3 separate regions of the Homo sapiens genome follow, and regions 2 and 3 are each linked to region 1. Evidence: chromatin loops called from intact Hi-C (ENCODE). Cell type or tissue: MCF 10A. All regions are shown on one strand.

The links. Peaks named below come from ENCODE experiments on the same cell type or tissue, not always from the same donor. Only the 100,000 strongest peaks of a DNase experiment are listed, where the experiment ranks them.
Region 2: it touches region 1 in a loop (3.0-fold over the local background); 3 of 110 quality-filtered maps call a loop at or near these places.
Region 3: it touches region 1 in a loop (5-fold over the local background); 9 of 110 quality-filtered maps call a loop at or near these places.

The regions. Positions count from the first base shown.
Region 1 is chr5:126,959,933-126,963,932 of GRCh38, forward strand. All of the region lies in intron 1 of MARCHF3 (membrane associated ring-CH-type finger 3), which reads right to left. Among named protein-coding and RNA genes, the nearest start is that of MARCHF3, 69 kb to the right of the region's middle. In MCF 10A, no CTCF peak of the experiment used is centred here; a DNase peak (open chromatin) is centred at 1,919.
Region 2 is chr5:127,086,165-127,090,164 of GRCh38, forward strand. No RefSeq gene overlaps it. Among named protein-coding and RNA genes, the nearest start is that of C5orf63, 15 kb to the left of the region's middle. In MCF 10A, no CTCF peak of the experiment used is centred here; a DNase peak (open chromatin) is centred at 2,207.
Region 3 is chr5:127,312,074-127,316,073 of GRCh38, forward strand. All of the region lies in intron 1 of MEGF10 (multiple EGF like domains 10), which reads left to right. Among named protein-coding and RNA genes, the nearest start is that of MEGF10, 23 kb to the left of the region's middle. In MCF 10A, CTCF peaks have their summits at 1,963 (motif pointing left) and 2,193; a DNase peak (open chromatin) is centred at 1,968.

The DNA.
Region 1 (4,000 bases):
CGAAGGCACTCAGTTATGCTCTAAGAGCTCCTCTGAGAAAACCGCAAGAAGAAATGGGCATAAATTGCAGCAGGAGGGGTTTGAGTTAGAGTTTTAGAATGCTATGAAGTCAAGCTGTGTGATATTCCCTGCTAATTATCTTTCCAACGGTCCATACAACGGTTTGATCCAGCCTGGTTTCAACCCATCTTGGAGTAAATCCAGCAAGAACGTGACTTTCTACTGTTTCCAGGAGGTCCTAAGAGTTTTTATATCTTACATAGAAAATTTCCATAAACTAAAAGTTGGCATAAGTGGTGCCATTCACCTAGAAATTGTTCATCAAATTGTTTACGGTTTCTGCTATTCTCTCAGTTGACACATGATTTACTAATTTCGTTCCAGAGATTTGAGTTCAGGCTGTATAAATCATGAATAAAGATTAGTTTAATAGTCATAATGCCCCTTGGGACAATGTTTCAAGTGAAGAAAACTCAAAATTGTCGCAATTTGAAAATAATGACAGTTGTATCAATATTTGCAAATTGAAATGATATTCAATACCCTTACAGAAGCAGAGTATAAATCTTATTCCTGTTTAATGCAAACCCTAAAACTTTTCTTTTTAATTTTTTAACACTTATTAATATTTTCCCATGTGAACATTTTTTGTAAAATGAATCTAAGATCTTCCTGATCTGCCTGCCTCCAGCTGTAAAGTAACATTAGACAATGACCTCCTGCTACTGTTTTGATGACTTAAATACTTTAGAAAAACAGTATATAGCCAGACACCAGACTCTCAAGACATTCACAGCAATGATATTTTGCCATTTTTATGCATTAAAAAAGAGAGAACTGTCTAGCAGTGTGGCAAATACCATACTTTTAATATTAAAAATTATATATCATCTTGTTTCCACTGGCTTATTTCACCTGACTCCTTAACCCTTATGAAACTCTGATTGTTCATATACACAAATATGTAATTGTGATTTAGAAAAATGATCAGACAATAAATATTCTGATTAGAAGCTAAGTACTCACTAGAATGAATTAAAAGTAGTTAGAATTAAGGAGAAATTGCTCATTATTCAGGTAACTCCATGCTTCTATTATTTATATTATACAAATGCAGCTGATGGTGTACTTAGTACAGATAATAAGATGAGGTGTTAGAGGCAATTCCAGCTATGACTTCATGTATTCAATGGCATCTTTTATTGTAAACATTTATTTCATATGTCTGAATCCCAGAAGTACTGAAGAAAAGGGAGAAATATAGCAAGCACAAACACAGGTCCTTCCTACAATTCCCTCCCCTCTTCACAAAAGATATTTTGTTGAAAAGGTTTCAACACATTCTCTTTGTCAAAAATGAGGAACATTGATCTACATGAAGGATTTGCATAGAGGTTATCAAAATAAAATTTCAGAGAATCGTGAGAGGGCAGAATTTGGGGTGTTCAATCCCCAATCAGAGATGTCCAAACTCAGACATCTGTCTTTCAGAAGCAACCACCATAAGGCTGATGAAAAGGGCAGGAATAAATGCCAACAGTTATGCTTATGTTTATAAAAAATATTAATGATAAGCAATACAATTTGTTCCTTTTTTGTCCTATGCTGTCCCCTATTCATTTGTGTAACTACAGTACTGAATTTATTTCATTAGTCAGAATTTGGAAAAGAACAAAATGATTAAAATTCAAATTATAATTCCATCGCAATGTAGTCTGCCCTGGTATTCTTTGGATCTAATAAGAAATTATGCCTCATCAAACATATGTAATTTGGCTTGAAGTAGTAATAGTATGAAGTCAAATTTATAGTCATAATAAACTTGTCTACGCTGGATATTTTCATTTCTGAATGCAATATGCATGGGGCAACCGGCCCCCAGGCAGTCACTGAGTCATTTGAGCTCACTCTAGGTGGAGCTTGTTTACATCCTATAATCACACCATTAACAGTCACTACTAAATATAAACACAAAGAAGAATATTACTGGTTGTTTCACAACCCCAGTGATACCACTACACAATTATATGGACAAGCTTGAGAGTGATAATGCTGAAGCAACCATGGTTACCCATTCACAGTGTAAACAAACAGGCACCTGCAAAACTTAACATAAATATGCAGTGTATTTCTTTGTCCTACAGAGTTAGGGAGGAAGCATCATGTGAAGAAACAAATATATGGGTCTATGACATTAACATGATAGTTTTACAATGTGAGAACCTAGGAAAGAAATTTTTTGGTAAACATTCATGGAACTCAGGAGGCACACACACACCCTATATATCTATATCTATATATCTCTCTCTCTATATATATATATCTCTGCAGATTGATTTTGAAATTCAATTAACTGGCTGTGTCCCTGTGGGCTAGTCATTTCATTTCTGTGGCCCTAAATTTCTTCATTTGGAAAATGAGGGGATTAATGTGCTATGGTCATTCCCTTCCAGTCTAATGTTCTATTAACAATAATCATATATGTGTGTGTGTGTATGTGTGTGTGTTTACATATATTTATTTATATATGGGTTGAGCATCCCAATCTGAAAATACAAAATACAAAATGTTCCAAAATAGGAAACTTTTTCATTGCTGACATGATGCCACAAGTGGAAAATTTCATACCTGACACTCTGCATTCTGATAGTTCAATATACACAACTTTGTTTCATGTGCAAAATTATTTAAAATATTATATGAAGTTAATGTCAGGCTATGTGTATAAAGTGTATATGAAACATGAATGAATTTCATGTTTAGACTTAGGTCTCATCCCCAAGATATCTCATTATGTATATGCAAATATCCCAGAAACTGAAAAAAATCTGAAATCCAAAACACTTCTGGTCCCAGCATTTTGAATATGGAATACTCAACCTGTGTGTGTGTGTGTGTGTGCGTGTGTGTGTGTGTGTGTGTGTGTATAACTATATGTTTTCAATAGTAGCAACAATAATAAAACAAATATGCACTTGTGATGCTGTAACCTGTTATCGACTCCATTTTATAATGATTTTTTCATGAGAAAGTGTTTTCTTTCTGCCTGTGTAACTGTGGGCAACTTGACGTTCTCTAAGCTTTATTTTCCTTATATACAAAATTAAGATGATAACAACACCTATCACTGCTTATAGCATGTTGTAAGCCTTACCAGATAATGTATGTAATGTTTAGCCTAGTATGCAGCACTGAGTAGCCACTCAATAGAGTTTTTCTATTATTTTCTAACCCTCTTTATTTAGCTTATGAAACAAGTGAGCAAAGAATGACCAGTCTTATAGTTTGTCTCCTTGGAAGATAAGCCATTTTTATGAATTGTTACAAAAATATTTTTGATGAATTATAAGAACAGACCCTAAAATAATACAATTCTTCTTTAAAAGATAAACTAGAGTAATTATACATCATGTTTGTTATTTTTGTAGGAAAAATTCAGACAATATTAATGGTAATACCCATTTAAACCAAAATAGAAGATTTGACCAATCTTAAACAGTCAACATTTTCAAGGAGAAAAAAATCATTAAAACGTTAGTGTTATTAAAAAATGCTACATTTAAGAAGAAAATTTAAAAAACAAAAAACCAAGCACTCACATCTTCTGCATGACGTAAGAGATATTTGCTACAGAGATTTATTTATACTTTGAGCTAAGACAAGATTAATTGGATCTAAGATACTAAGCATTTTTTAGAAATAGAAGCTGACAAAAATTTAAATTTAGCTTTATAATTGGTAAATTAAGAAAAAATCTGGTGGGTTTTTAAGCAGCTGAAAAAGAGCAAGTAGAGGATTTTGACTCTTCTTTAATTGGTATACACTCTTCTGTCAGGAAAACAAACAAAAAGATTAGGATGTCACAATATCAAGAGTACTGACGTTAAACTCTTAAAGTCTATTCACATAATTCACTGAAATCTCTGTCATTCTTTCTTAGTCTCCATGTAACAGAGAACCCACCTAAGGGGAAGCATCAGGGGCTGAGAGAGTCATAAAC
Region 2 (4,000 bases), 130 kb after region 1:
CCAATACTGGTTAGTATCATGCACATGCTGTTCCTCTTAGCTTCAGTCCTTTCCCCTTCTCCACCCTAATATTGTTTCATCTTTACATTTTCTGCTGATCTGGGTGAGCTAAACAGGCTCACTGGTAGCTATGCAAACCCTCTTCTTGGGGTTTCTGTACTGCAGAGGTTCCAAATATGATTTAGGGCTCTGTTAGTCAGATGCATTCACAGAAGACTTAAAATCAGAATTGAGTTAAATGGCAAGAGCTGTGTGGTCTGTTAGCCTTTATTATTCCCCCCAGCAAGGATCTAACAGGAACCAACAATTGTACCCTTGAAAATTGCAAATGAGGTGTATTCCTGGAGCCAGTGGTTGCACTGTCAGTCTTTTGATTTCCAAGCTTCCTGAATATGGCAGAGAAGGCAGCTCCACCTGGGAGTCCGGTTCTGCAGTATTGTTCTAGGATATATTTCTCCAGGTTTCACAGAGACTGTTTTTCCTGACCTTTCAAAGATTTTGTTAGCACCTGATTTCCTGTATTAAATCCTGTTCTACTTAAACTTGCTAGAATGGTTTCTCTGATCTACAGCTGAGTCCTGACTGATCTGCTGCTCAAAGATCACCTGTAAGGCCCTCTGCACCCTGAGTCATCTGTCTGTGTTCAATCACATCATGGTGCATTTAAATCTCTCTCTCTCTCGCTGTACGTGTGTGTGTCTCCTATGCCCAGACTACAAGGTTATTCATCTTTTAGTCCTGCTATACCTGGGACAAAGCTGAGCACATAATATTCACTTAAGAGATGTTTGTTTGAATAAATGGATGGATGACTAAATGCATAGGAACAAATATCCTGTGACGCTTAGTTCATGGGAGAATGAAAAACTTGTTGAAAATGCAATTTTATTTCATATATACGCCATTAGTGTATTTTATATAATAAAATGTAGAAAGGCACATACTTTTAGCTTGATATTAATCACTACCTCTTACTTAAACAGTCAAATGGGATTTGCTGCCCAGCAGTTAAATATTTTGCTATCCTCGGAAGACTAGCAATGTGCATTGATGAATGTGAGCCTTACCTCTTAGCTTCTGCCTCTTCCCCATTACATTTCTTCCTGGGTAAATTCTGAACAGGTGCTACTAGATGCCTCATTAACTGCATGGAGCTTTAGAAATCATGGGTGAGATGATCCCTTGCCAGAAAGTAAGCCCTGAATTCTTTAAACACTGTCCTGGACTTAAAGTACTGTGATTCTTTCTGTGTTGCCATCGGCGACAGACAATGGCTTAAGGTGCCAAGAGCTTGAATTGATGTTACGTCTTATCTTACTCTGATCTTCCTTCTTGTCATTATTTAGCCCTTTCTCTATCATTTATGTTTCATTTCTCCATTAATATTTATTAAGTGCCTACAGCTTACATAGTAATAATAACGGTAGTAATATATACATTCTATTTTTAAAAGCTACTGTAAAAAATTTTCACAATTTGTAACTAATTTAATTCTTGCTAAAATTTTCTGAGGTCAGGAGGGTAGGCACTGATATTCTCATATTATCTGTTGAGGGTTGAGAGACACAAAAAGAGTAAGTGTCCTGCTGAAAGTCACACAGTAGAGGTGGGCCTACATGGTACCAACTGACATGATCCTAGGTTCAGTGCTTGTCCTGATGCCATTTTTTTTTTTTTGAGATGGAGTCTTGCTCTGTTGCCCAGGCTGGAGTGCAGTGGCATGGTCTCAGCTCACTGCAACCTCCGCCTCCCTAGTTCAAGCGATTCTCCTGCCTCAGCCTCCCTAGTAGCTGGGATTACAGATGCCAGCCACCACACCTGCCTAATTCTTATATTTTCAGTAGAGATGGGATTTCACCATGTTGTCCAGGCTGGTCTTGAACTCCTGATCAGCCTCCCAAAGTGCTGGGATTACAGGCGTGAGCCACTGCACCCAGCCTGATGCCATATTTTTAATGGTAAGAAACAAGATGAAGATAGAAACACAAACTTTAGAATATCATATCTTTAGGACTTTGCACCATGAACCAGTATATTATGTACGTGTGGACACAGAGGAAATATCTTGAAGAGAGTTTCAAAATCCCTCAACTCAATTATGCAAGATATTTCTACCATTCATGAATGTAGTGCTGCATATATACATAGCACCCAATTGGAGAGAGCAGGCAAATCTCAGCTGGTGATGATGAATCTCTTTGGCATTAACAGTCCCATTGCAGCAGCAATCAGAGGAGGCCACACACCCACAGTGCTCTGCCCTGGCCCGATGACACACAAGATATTGAGCAATATTTCCAAGTAGTAGACCAGCCAGGGGAGGGGAATCTGGGTGGGAGAAACATTCTAGAAACCAAGTCAGTTGGGAATTGATTTAAGGGTCTAGGGAGGAGAGAGGGAGAAGAGGGGAGGAGATGGTGAATCATTTTCTGTGTGACACCAGAGAGCAATATACTTATACCAGTGGGAAGAGCTACAGGGAGGGCAGAAGAACGTGTTTTCTGACAATTATAGGAGTCCAAAAATGAGCTGGACCACACTGGAAGGTAATAAGCTCTTCATCATCAGAAATGTTCAAGAAGATGAACACCTGTCAAGGCTGCTGTAAAGGAGCTGCCCACGTGGGGAGGTTAGTTTCATCAAGTTGTCAGACGCCAGCAGGCTGGGAGCTGGTGGAGAAGCAGACCTCACCCAAGGAGTCTGACTTAGTAGCTCTGGTAGTATGTAGAGAATCTTTGTTAGAAACTGCTAGACCAGAGCAATGGACTCCACAGTGGAGGGCACAAGATACATGAAATCCCCTTGATATTTACATTCTATATAAGAGTAAAAAAAAGAAAGTAGGCCTACTAACATTTGATGTCTAGTGAATCAGACAGTCTTGTGCCACATCTGAGAGGTCACACAGGACACTGCAGCAAGAGCAGGAGTCCTCCAACACGGAAGGCTGCAGCAGGATCTTCCTTTGTTTGTTTACATTCACATGTTTCCATACACCTGTAGTTTAACTGTGCCCTGTGAAAGAAATGCATCTTAAATTGCAGAATTGCAAATAGTATTAGCTTTAGCTTAAATGAAATGGGAAATAAACATGACAATTGTTGTGTCACAAAGAGGTTTGTGGGTTATCTTGGGATGAAATAAAGCACAGTCTAACTTAAAGTTGTGCATTTTTTCTTACAAGAAGAAGCATGCAATCATGCAAGTATGCTGACTTCCTGTGACAAGTGGCAGATGGTAGTAGACTTCTTAGACAGTTTTGAACAAATAAACACACTTACTGGTCCCATTTAAATACATGGACCAGGCATGTTCTGCTTTCAGTGGGTTAAGTCATTGACTCATGACACAGCCTTAAAAAGTAGGGACAATTAACTCCATTTTACAGATGAGGAAACCAAGGCTCAGAAAGGCAAAACTGACTTCCCCAAGATCACTCAGTAATCAGTGAAAGAGTGGGGTTTAAAGGAAGAGTCTTTCTCAGTCAAACTAATTTACTTCTCTAAGGTGAGAAATCAGTTGCTTTTTGAACAAAGAAAACCAAAAACCTCTGCAATGATAAAAGCATTTTGCAAATAATGGCTGAAAATGTTTCCATCGTTAATGTTATTTTTGTTGCCAAAGCTGTGTAAATGTATAACCTTTAACAATCAGAACACTGGAAACTTAGAAAACCTAGTAATAAAATTTTAAAATCGATTTTAAAGTGAAGAGTTTCAGGATATTTTGAAGAACGCATTTATTAAACACATAAAAATTCATTAAGTTCTAACTTGCTGGCAAGAACAAATGATAGAGCAGGAAAAAATGAAATTCACTAGCAAACTTAAAAAAAGAACTTTCTCATAACTGGTGGATGCAAGTTAAAATAAGTTTCATGATTTAGTAAGCCCAGCCAACAATGCATCTTTCCCACATTTGGATCAACATATTTTGGAGAAGCATCTTTCTCAGCAATGACAGCCATTAAGGCTGCACCAAACTTTCAGATTCCTCTATC
Region 3 (4,000 bases), 350 kb after region 1:
CAGCCCCCACCTCGTCTCGCCTTGCTCCTTCCTCTCTCACTGTGCCTCCTTTTCATGGTCTCCAGGGAAGCATGGTCAGTTTTGAAGGAGGGAGAGAAGGCAAAGAGGGATGGAAGTCAGAGCAAGCAGCCCAGGTCCCACTTCTATCTTAACTGGCACCAGGAAAAAGTGCCTTCGGCTGGCACAGTGGCTTGTGGGCACCAGGCTTTGCTTGTTTGCCATATAAATCCTGGTCATAACAGAGACCAATGCCATTCAGGCAGTGAGCAGGAAGCTGCTTTTATGGGGAGCTTTTTGGCACCGTGTCCGACATACACTCCAGTCAATCACAGTAAAGGGCCTAATAACAGATGTGGTGATTAAGCCTGAAGAACTGTCTCTATTTTTTCATTTTTGTTTCAGAGAATAACAAAGTGCTTCATTAAACCCCCAATCGCACAGAGTTTTGAATTGGGCATACTGATGTGGTAAAAACTTACATCTCTGTAAGGACTTTCTTCTGAAGTTCTTATCAGCAAGGATGCCTCAGAGGGAAGGTTGGATCCTTTTAGCCAGGACAGTTATGTTCTTTCTGGGTTGTGCTTTGCACTCCAATACCAAACCATATGCAGAATCCTGGGGTACAACCAGTTTCCTATAAGTACCTTGGATATAAATAAACAGTTTTAGCTTTTGTGTGCTTTTGTAAATGTAAAATGTTCTCTGACTCTCTTAGGTTCAATTTTACTGCTTATAGCAAGAAATTAACTATAGCTTTCAATCTTAGAAAGGTTTCAGATAACCTGAAACCATGGTAAATTACCATATTTTAATAAGATAAATTATCTTGAAAAAAATTTAATTACATCTGAAAAGGTCTGTCTTTGATTGTGGCAGTTTCTAAGGCAAATGTCTTCATTAAGGTTGTTTTTCTTTCTTTTTAAATGATGAACATGAATCTGGCTCATCATTAAAGGAAATTAATCTAAGAATTTAATGACTTGGGACAGGTAGAAAAAGTATACGTTCTCAACAGCAAGAACACACAGCTGAAAACTTTCTCTTTAGCTCTTCCTGGATTGTGAAGGCTGGTTCTCTGTGACCCTGGGGCTCTTGGGAAAGGATGGCTGTCTTTCTGACACGGCTCTATGGGATCGTGTAGATTTGGAAGCCACATCTATATCCCAGAGATAATTTTTTTGTTTGTTTCTAATTCCATGTAGCCATAGATCCACTTTGTAAGATTATTGCTTTATTATCTTTCTCCAAATGCATACTTCTGAGTTTTCAGGGTACCTCCAAGAGAATTTGTAGTTGACTAGATTCTCTTAACCTGACCCATAAAGCATATGATTTATGGAGAAGAATCAAGATTTAATTATAATTTCAATTCTTGTGTTAATAAAGCATAAACTTAACCTACTCATCCGATTAGCCTAAAATGTAATTTGTGTGTATTTAACATTTGTACACACTTATATGCACGGACACATATAAAAACAGTACTAACCTTTATGGCACTTCATATTTGTTTTCTCGTCTGAAACAATATTTACAATTCACTTTTTACTACCTTTATCCATTTAGACAACCTTTTCCTCCATTGATGTTAAACATGTTTCTTGCTAAATGTAAAATCAGCAATGTACAGACTCAGATTTTGCCACATTAAAATTTGTTTTAAGAAACCACCCCTATATACACCTTGTATCTAAAAGTGAGAACTCCCAGATACATTGGGGAAGACTTGTGGTCAGGCAGACACCTCCCTCAGGATTATTCAATTGCTGAAAAAGTAAAGCTTTTCTTTAAATAAGATTCAGAATAACTTCCTTATAGTTTTTCCTAAGAAGGGCAAGACTTTCTGGGATGATACACCTCATGTTTTACTTTCGGTTCCATTGCTGGTGGGGAGATATTTCTGTAGGTTCGGGGAGATGCCTTGAAGATGAAGTGGAAAGTTGGCCAACCAAGGGCGGCCCTGAGCTGAAGCGCCACCTCCTGGCGGAATAGGTCACTTCAGGGATTGTTTCTCAGTTACCCAGGCTGCCTGCTGAGGCATCTGTTCTCCCCAGTTATGGATCCCACTCTGTTATTTCTCTCCCACCTCACCCCTCTGGATCGGTTGTCTGGGACTCACAGGATATGATCTCTTGACTCTCCTCAAGTGCTCAATATACTTTAATGTTTCATGACTTTATAGATCCTGGTATTGTTCTTACTTAGCAACCGTATATTGATCATCTATATATTCTTGCAGATGGGGAGAGAAGTAGAAGTCAGGGAGGAGTAGAATAGGAGACAAGACAAAACCATGGGCTCTGCTTTCAAGGACCCAACAGTCTAGTTGAAGAGGTGGGATTGGTTATGTCAAAAGATGACCAGCAGCCCAAGGCAATGGAGAAATATCAGATGAAGGATGTGGAGAGTTGGTTCCGTTAGAGATTTCTATGCAGTTTCTAGTGAAAAGACTAGAGAATTTTTACTTATGTCCTGAACACACTGTTAAGTAGATCTTGGATGAGAAAATAAATTATTGCAAAGAGAGAAGTAAGTTGACAGAAAGCTTATGTAATGGTTTGAATTTCAAACAATTAGGGAGGCTTACATGTTGGACTAAGGGAATTTTAGGAATGAATCATAGGCTCTTTCAAATTAGCGGGATATGAAAAATATATTCCAGGCAGGAACTATTTCTACCCTTCATAGATTCTTCAATTGAGATATTCTTCATGTATGGTTTACATTCATTAGATTTTATTTTCCTGTTTAAGTTAAATGATTAGGAAGTTTAAAATCTTGAACAAATGACAGTAATATAGTTTATGGAAACTGTATTTATAAGAAGGAAATGAATGTATTCATTGTGATGGGGTGCACTTAATTTTAAGTGCTTTTGGCTGCTGTTGTTTCCAATATTTGCAGTAAAATGAAGATACTGCTATTAAAGACTTTGAATCTTAAAAAAAAGGAGCTGAGGGAGAGAATTTATAATAAAGGCAACAGGGAAATGACATTTGATGAGGACAAGAACAGAAGAGATTAAGGAAAATGTCAGAGATTGCAAAGCTTGTGGCCCTGCTGAGTTCAGAACTCAGTGTTAGTTCAAAAACCTTTAGCTTCCTTAGTTCAAATTGCCCTTAAAGAGTTATCAGAACCTGCTTAAAATTAAAGGTTTTTTCCCCATAAAAACTGTAATTATCTTGATATTAATGTTCCAGTTTATTTATGTATTTATTTTTAACATTATACTTGGTGTGCATTTATGCCCACCTGTGCATAAAGGAAATTCTTGCCTTATTTAGGTAATATACAAACACTTATGTACATTTGGGGTCCATTAATATATTTTAAAATTTATAATCACAATGTGACCTTCATCAAAGACCATCACAGATCTTAATTCCTTCTCAAAATTAAAACTTAAAAATATATGAATCTTGCCGGGCGTGGTGGCCCATGGCTGTAATCCCAGAACTTTTGGAGGCTGATAGAGGTGAATTGCTTGAGCCCAGGAGTTCAAGACCAGCATGGGCAATATGATGAGACCCGTCTCTACAAAAATACAAAAATTAGCCAGGTGTGTTGGAATGCATGTGTAGTCCCAGCTACTCAGGAGGCTGAGGTGAGAGGATCCATTCAGTTTGGGAGGTTGAGGCAGCAGTGAGCTGTGATTGTGTCACTGCACTCCAGCCTGGGTGACAGAGTGAGACCCTGTCTTAAAAAAACAAACCAAAACAAAATAACCCTTTTTCTTTCTGTCTATATTTCAAGCATATATTTTGAATCACTTTGTAATAAAAATCTTTTTATTTTCTAAAGTGTGCTAATCTAACACTCTAAGAACATGTTGAAGCAGAGCAGTCTTTCAGTTGCTGTAGACCGTAGCAATCTGCTAATTACTGAAGGTTCATCCTAGGGTATATTCCCACACATTGTTCTTTCTGGTGAAGTTTGCTGAAATGGGTCCCTGTACCAGGCCCACAGGCAGGCCCCAGGAATTGTGCTTTTTATCAATGGA